Regions from separate parts of the Homo sapiens genome. Here region 2 is linked to region 1. The links are chromatin contacts, found by Hi-C in ENCODE. All regions are on one chromosome and are shown on one strand. Each heading gives the region's core, a stretch centred on a gene start or an enhancer-like site at or near the end of the contact. The rest is flanking DNA. Distances are from core to core; before and after follow the strand shown. Region 1 overlaps PDE4B (phosphodiesterase 4B). Region 2 overlaps SGIP1 (SH3GL interacting endocytic adaptor 1).

Region 1 (3,966 bases), core at 201-2,700:
TAGGCTGGGATTTCCCTCTTTACAGGTAATATTTTTAAATGAATGTGATAATACTTAGAGCATATTTTACATCCTGCAAAGGAGTATACTATTCAAATATTTGTGCCAGATTGCGTTGTAAATGCAGCACCATTTAATTTTAATTTAATTTAATTTTTAATTTTTTTTTTTTTTTTTTTGAGATGGGGTTTTGCTCTTGTTGCCCAGGCTGGAGTGCAATGGTGCGGTCTCAGCTCACTGCAACGTCCGCCTCCCAGGTTCAAGTGATTCTCCTGCCTCAGCCTCCAGAGTAGTTGGGATTACAGGCGCCCACCAGCACACCCGGGTAATTTTTGTATTTTTAGTAGAGATGGGGTTTCACCATGTTTGCCAGGCTGGTCTCGAACTCCTGATCTCAGGTGATCCACCCGCCTTGGCCTCCTAAAGTACTGGGATTACCAGTATGAGACACTGCTCCTGGGTGCACTACCATTTAATTTTAAATTTTCACTTATTAGTTCACTTGAATTGCCCTGAAGAATACTTGGTCCGAACATTTACATCTATGGATAAGGCACTGAGAAACAGAAAGCCTGAAGGAATTTCTCAAGGATGATGAAGAACCTGGCTTAGGTTTGATCTCAAAACACAGACTCCTTATAAATAATTCACTCACTTAGGTCATTCTCCTCCATGATTGCTCTTCAGTTTACCAGAGGTTTAATTTGTTTCCCCAAGTATTTTCACATGCAGATTCTTTATATATTACTGTATTTTTGTGCTTAGTAATCTTAATAAAAATATCAAGAGTACTGTTTAGGAAATATGTTATCTATGGCAAAATAGTTCTTAATTATAATGTAGTGTTTTTGGACAGTATAAATGATAGCTTAGAATTGAAAAGAGAATTACTATGCTTACCATAAATCTCCTTGACAACAAGTTCAATGTTTTGAATACTGAATCATTTAGAATTTTATGCAGATTTATAGGTCTCTCACCTTGGCATCTCATTCCTTTTTTATACATCTGGGATTTTAACAGATGTATAAAATCTGTTATAATTATTACTGCTTTATTTATCCCCATAATTGTTACTGCTTTAACAAATATTTTTGGCCGTCCAACTCATTTGTATTTGAAATGTTTGCCTAGTTTTTACTATCATCATCATCATCCATCATCTTCATCTTTCTTCAATATTTATTGAGCTTTGAAAAACTGTGAAAATCAACTTCAAAGAACATCTTGATTACTTTACTGAAATGAAGGTCCTTATTGGAACCCTCACTCCAGAAAAAAAGAAGTGATTCACAGATTCTGGGTCTTCTTTCTAAGGGATATATAATGTCAGTTAGGCAGTTACCATCCCCCAAACTGCTTGCTTCTCATTTTGTAATGAAAAGAAAGCTCTCTCAGCATATAGTATTCTGTACAGATTGCCTTCCTGCCTTTGGCGGAGCTCCTGTTTCTCTGTGAATCATTCCTTGGTACACAGTGTTACCATTGTGTTATCTGAAAGAGCGAATCCTGCTGGGTGGTGGTGCCGCTACTCCATTGGGAAGGTCACAAGTTCATGTCTGCTTTGCCTTCTGTCTAGTGAAATGTGTTCCCACTAAGGAATAGAGAATTGCAATATTTTTCTGCTTATGGAAGGTCAGGCGTTCAGTGGTACCCTAGCAGTGTTGGCTAAAAGGCCATCAATAGTGGCAAATTCAAGGCAAGGCTTAATCTTGCCTGTTGTCTATCATTCCACATGTTTTTTTACACCTCTTCTCAGTGGCTGAAAAATGAATTTGCTTAAGGACTTGGTTGAAGTGACTGAGGATGAAGCAGGAGGCCCTTAATGGGACCCTGGAGTGAAAGCGCTTGCAGTTTAACTAAGTGGTCTTTATTGATTAAGCAGGCATTTATTGAACATCAGCTCTATGCCAGACACTGCTTTAGGTGCTGGAGTTACTGAGGTAAATGAAACACCAAAGGTCTCTGTTGTTTCAGGGCTTTTATTCTAGTGGAGGTGTCAGGCAATAGCAATGGCAGAGAGTGAGTGACAGAAGCTGTTAGGAGATTAAAGCTGAGGAAGGTACGAGAAAGGGCAGGGCTGTTGTTTTACATCAGGTCATTAGGGACAGACTTTCTGAGGAGAAGACGTATGAACAGAAGAGAACCATAGAAAGATCTAGAGAGAGAGCTTTCCAGAAAGAGGTAAAAGCAAACAGATCCTGAAGTGAGTGTGAGTCGCCATGAGACGGGTGCCACAAATTCAACATTTGTTTGAAATAAGAATATTTTGTTGATAATGATTATACACATCTATATAAAATACATTTGAAAACACGACATTATGCACAAAAAACCATCACCACTTTTAAAAATATGTGTATATAATGAAGGTATAAAATAATATTTTCTGTCATAAATTTTTCCCCAGTAGAGCCATCATAGGGTTAAAACAATATGTTTTATACATAATGTACTGTAACTGCTTTTTTAACAACTGAAAATGTACAGAAAAATGGTGTTTTGACTGTCTATCTTTAGTCTTCAGCTGTTGCTGTCACGATTCAGAAATTTGGATCTCTGCCTTAAGAAGCACATTTTCTTAGCTATAAAAAAATCTGATGGAATCTACAACTGTAATCATAGGCTGTGACTTTAGAATATAAATCACTTGTTATAAAAGGGGGGTGTTGGTGTTTCTTTTCTTTTCATTTGATTCTCATTTGTGTTCTCAATATGCTTTACTTTGAGTTTGTTCGTATTTGGATGAAGATAAAATTTTCCTTGGCTTCAGTGTGTGGCAAGCAGTGCCCATTTATTTTAATAGATACTGTACCAACTAAATCCCAATATGTGTCAGGAAATTCAGAAAACTGAACCCAGAAATGATGCTAGACACAGATAGAAAGGAGGACTTCAAAAATTCCTACATGTTACTTTGGTGATTGGTGTGAAGGAGTACTTTATAGTATCTTCTAAAAGTACAGTTACTTTCAGAAAAATGAGAAAAATTTAAAAAGATTAAAAAACACAGTATCATTAGAATTTGGTCTCTTGCCTCTAAATTTTCTAAATTACCAAAAATAAAATAAAAGAAATTTATTGGCTATAGATAATATAGCACAAATTGGATAATTTTAAATCTCAGACATGTAAAATCAGTACAGATTTCACACCAAAACACTATTTGTAGCAATAGTAGCCATGAGAATTAAGTATCTGACCTGGGAGGCCCCAAAATATCAATCTCAGGTGTGTCCGTTAGAAGGTAAAAAATCTGGAAATAGAATCCTGAGATGATATTTCTACCTATAATACTTAAGGTAAAGAAAAGGAGGTACATAAGAAACGTTTCTAGATTTTAACACAAGAGACAAATAAATTCTTTTTGACATGAAAGACAAATAAATTTTGAGTTGCAAATGAGTGAACATGCCAAGGTACGTTAAACTAATATACTTTCTTCCAAAACTGGCTTAAGATTGGTAAAAGTGCATTCAGGCGAAATTATTTTTAAAAATTACTCATTAATAAAATTTTGCTAATTTTTGTTGCTTATTCAAATTGCTTTGTGTTGTCCTGAAATATGAAATTATGGAGAAACAATTCTAGTTTCAGGATACAACTTAATTGGAGTTAATAGGTTTTTAATACAGTGTGTTGTATTTATGTGTATATAAATATGGCGTATTCATGTTTCCTTTTTTTTTTTTTTGCAATAAAGTATAGTGGATTAAAGCCTAAGTTTTGAAGTCAGATGTTTTTGGGTTCCAATACTTACCAACTGGTTGACCTTGGGTAATTCATCTAATGTTTCTGTAATTCAGTTTCTTTATCCGTAAAGTGTAGATTATACAGTTCAAAGGGGGTATTATAAGGTTAAATGTGATAATGTGATGATAATGTATATAAAATTAACTAGTACATAGCAAACTCTCAATAAATAATGGTTATTATCTCTTAGTTCCCAGTGGTTCTCTCTTTCTC
Region 2 (4,017 bases), core at 742-3,241, 750 kb after region 1:
ATGATCCTTAGCCATTATGGAAATGCAAATTAAAACAACAAGAAGATACCACTACTCACCTATGAGAATGGCTAAGATTAAAATGATCAGTTCTACCAAGTGTTGGTGAGAATGTGGAAGAACTAAAACCCTCATGCACAGCTGTATTTTCCACTTTAGAAAACAGTTAGGCAGTTTCTTTGAGAGTCTACACCTATTATGTGAGCTAGTGACTCTCCTCCTGTGTACTTACCAAGAGAAATGACAGGGTATATTCATACTAATACCCGTACACGCGTATTCATTGCACCTTTATTTGTAATAGGCAAAAACTGGAAAGAAGCCAAATGTTCTTCAGTAGGTGAATGTATTTTTTAAAACTGTGGTATACCCATACACTACACAGCCACAAAAAGAAATGAACTATTAGTGCACACAACTACATGAACAAGTCTCAAAATAATTATGTGCAGTGAAAGAAACAAAAAATCACACACCTTACAATTCTGTTATATGAAATTCTAGAAATTGCAAATGAAGTTATAGTGAAGCATATTAACTCTTGCCTAGGGACAGGGAAAGGAGGCAGTGGGAGAGATTACAAAAAGGGATTGCAAAAAAGCATAAGAAAACTTTCAGGGATGATGGAAATGTTCATTTTCTTAATTGTATGATGATTTTACATCATATAATCTCATGGAGTTTTACACTGTATATAAGTTCAGTTTATTATATATCAATTATATCTTCATAAAGCCTTTTTTAAAAAAAAAGAATTGTTTTTCCTTCCACGCTATCATCCCATTGTGTTAACTTATATGACTGAGTTTACAATTTTGACCAAATAGACAAATTAATGGAATGAAGAACTAGTTAAGTGCAAGGCAAAAACTTTACCTCATGAGTACATAAAACAACATGCTAAAGGCATTACTCATGTTACTCGAAGAGCTAAGTAAGACAAGTCCAGGAAATAATGTGATAACATTGTACAATATACTATCTTCAAATATGCTGCCAAAGATTCAGAAATCAAAGTGAGGGAGAACCACCAGAGTAGAGGATTCTATTCATGAGGTGAAGCTATAGACTTCTACAGAAAGAGAAAAGCTGTACTTTTCTTCTTACATTTCAAAACACATAAAACAAAATAGTCACTTTTTAAAATAAGTGCTGACCATTGAGTTCTCAGATAAGTTAGAAATGATACACTGCTGGTGAGAGTGTAAATTAATTCAACCATTGTAGAAAATAGTGTGGTGATTCCTCAAAGAACTAAAAACAGAACTACCCTTTGACCCAGAGATCCCATTACCGGTTATATTCCCAAAGAAATATAAATCATTCTATCATCAAGACACATGCATTGGTATGTTCATTGCAGTACTCTTCACAATAGCTAAGACACAGAGTCAACCTAAACGGCCATCAATGATAGACTAGATAAAGAAAATGTGTTACATATACACCATGGAATACTATGCAGCCATAAAAAAAGAATGAGATCATGTCCTTTGCAGGAACATGGATGGAACTGGAGGCCATTATCCTTCCCAAACCAACACAGGAACAGAAAAACAAACACCACATGTTCTCACTTATAAGTGGGAGCTGAATAATGAGAACATGTTGACAGAAAGAGAGGAACAAAAGAAACTAGGGCCTGCTTGAGGGAGGAGGATGGGAGAAGAGAAAAGTTCAGAAAAAAAAAACTGTCAAATACTATGCTTAGTACCCAGGTGACAAAATAATCTGTACACCAAACCCCCAAGTCACATGTTTACCTATATAACAAACCTGCACATGTACCCCTGAACCTAAAATAGAAGTTAAAGTATTTTTTAATGGAATTGTAAGAGCCTGCCTTTTATCTCTTCTGCTATTTAACATTGCCTCATAAATTGTTTTTCACAGCAGTTTTGATTCAGTGTATTGACATGGATTTTCTCTCTCTTTCCTCTCTGTGTTTTGATATGCCAGATGTATCGTTAAGATTACCGGAGAAATGGTGTTGTCATTTCCTGCTGGCATCACCAGACACTTTGCCAACAACCCGTCCCCAGCTGCTCTGACTTTTCGGGTGATAAATTTCAGCAGGTTAGAACACGTCCTGCCAAACCCCCAACTTCTCTGCTGGTAAATATGATTTTGCATAAATTTTTCAGAGATACATGTGGCTTAGTACTTTGTACTTAGATGAGGGATATATCTTAGCAACAGGGTCGCACTATAGTGAAATTACCACCACTCAGATATATTTGTAGATTCAAGCACAGAACTTTTACCAGCTATCAAAATTTGTTGTGGGTGGTTGTGTGTGAATGTGTGACTGCATATGCATATACGTGTTTTAATGGCCAACTATCTCAAGTGGTTAGAGAGACAGGGTAAGAAAATCTGTATCAGCAACAGTTTGTTCATCGTCTGTTTTACTCATTATCAACAGACAGTGGATGACAATGGTGGGAAATGAGCCAAATAACAAGAATAAAATCCTTTCATTGTATGAGCATCTTTTTATTTTTATTTTATTTTTGAGATAGAGTCTTGCTCTGTTGCCTAGGCTGGAGTGCAGTGGCACCATCTCAGCTCTCTGCAACCTCCGCCTCCTGGGTTCAAGTGGTTCTCCTGCCTCAGCCTCCCAAGTAGCTGAGATTACAGGCGCCCACCACCACACCTGGCTAATTTTTGTATTTTTAGTAGAGATGGGGTTTCGCCATGTTGGCCAGGCTGGTCTCAAACTACTGACCTCAAGTGATCTGCCTGCCTTGGCCTCCCAAAGTGCTGGGATTACAGCCATGAGCCACCACGCCTGGCCTTCTTTTTAAATCAATTGTGTGTGTAGGTGTGACTGTGCATGTGCATATGCATAATAAAGACATCAAATTCAGGTTTAATAGTTAATACAATTTCATTGTAATGATCATTGTTTTGATGGAATTTTACATGTATGACATAAAAGAAACTTATGCAAATATGTTTATATCAATGTAATTTTTCACATTTTCTAACTATTAAACCTGAATTTGATGTCTTTATTATGCATATGCACAGTCACACAAACCCACATGCATGCATGCTATTAAAATGATCAATTATACAAGTTAATTATTTGCAGTGAATGAGCTGAAAGAAGTCTTCTTGACAGCTTCTCCATCAAGTCCTGATGTTCATCTACAAACCTCTCTCTGAAGTGGCCACTTTTTTCTTTACTGCCACCTCCCTTGTCCAAGTGACCACTGTCTTTTCCCCATACCACTGCAATTGCCTTCTCTCCCTGAATCCAATCTTGCCCCTCTCCAATACATTTCAACAGCCAGGTGGTCTTTTGTGAGTAAATCAGGTCTCCTTTGTTCACAACTCCCTGGTGGCTTCGCATTACACCTGTCCCAGAATCTAAACCTGTTACCATTGCCTTTGAGGCCTTGAGTTGTTTACCCTTGTCTGCCTCTCCATTCTCATCTCCCACCATCCTGCCTCAGAATCCTTTTAGCTCCAGCCAGACCTGCCAATCTCAGAAACAGGCTGCATCCTTTCCCACAACAGGGCTTTGTAGTACTTGTTTCCCCTGCCTCGAATACTGTTTCAACCTTCTTCACCTGACTCCAACTCATCCTTTAGTCTCAGCTCTACTCTGCCTCCTGGACTATCCCATTCTCCTCCCCATACCCCCACCAACCAGCCCCAAACTAGTAGCTTGGTGCAAAAGTAATTGCAGTTTCTACCGTTACTTTTAAATGACAAAAACCGTAATTCCTTTTGTGCCAACGTAATAAATTCTGTCCCCTTGTTATTCTCTCTAAAGGTACCCTGTTCTTTTCCTTTGTAGCACTTACTACAGTTAATAATGACATATCTATTTGTGTTTCTTCATTCATCCATCTCCCCCACAAGACTGTGCAAACCGTGAGGGAATGGAAAAAGTCTCTTAATTCGAATTCTTGCTTCAGTTTCCCTCCATTTTTTGGTTGTGCACGTTGAGCCAGTTTATTTTTCAAGGTTCCTCCATCTGAAATTAGGAATTATGTGCCAATATCT

Evidence for each region. Hi-C counts contacts between places; a loop is a spot of excess contacts on that map. Pooled maps may share reads with other maps.
Region 2: a map of chondrocyte shows a loop between it and region 1 (2.5-fold over the local background). The contact joins two enhancer-like sites. A Hi-C loop is called at or near these places in 4 of 168 maps with a recorded cell type or tissue (A673, CD4-positive, alpha-beta T cell, PC-3 and 1 more), 3 of 37 single-sample maps with no recorded cell type and 8 of 50 pooled maps.

The regions. Positions count from the first base shown.
Region 1 is chr1:65,977,866-65,981,831 of GRCh38, forward strand. All of the region lies in intron 3 of PDE4B (phosphodiesterase 4B), which reads left to right. Among named protein-coding and RNA genes, the nearest start is that of PDE4B-AS1, 71 kb to the right of the region's middle. Within about 2 kb of position 1,451, at least 3 of the 41 ENCODE cell types and tissues checked have a DNase peak (open chromatin) inside an H3K27ac peak, as active enhancers do.
Region 2 is chr1:66,727,305-66,731,321 of GRCh38, forward strand. It overlaps SGIP1 (SH3GL interacting endocytic adaptor 1), which reads left to right. Exons shown (of 25, transcript NM_032291.4): 20 at 1,960-2,115. Among named protein-coding and RNA genes, the nearest start is that of DYNLT5, 23 kb to the right of the region's middle. Within about 2 kb of position 1,992, at least 2 of the 41 ENCODE cell types and tissues checked have a DNase peak (open chromatin) inside an H3K27ac peak, as active enhancers do.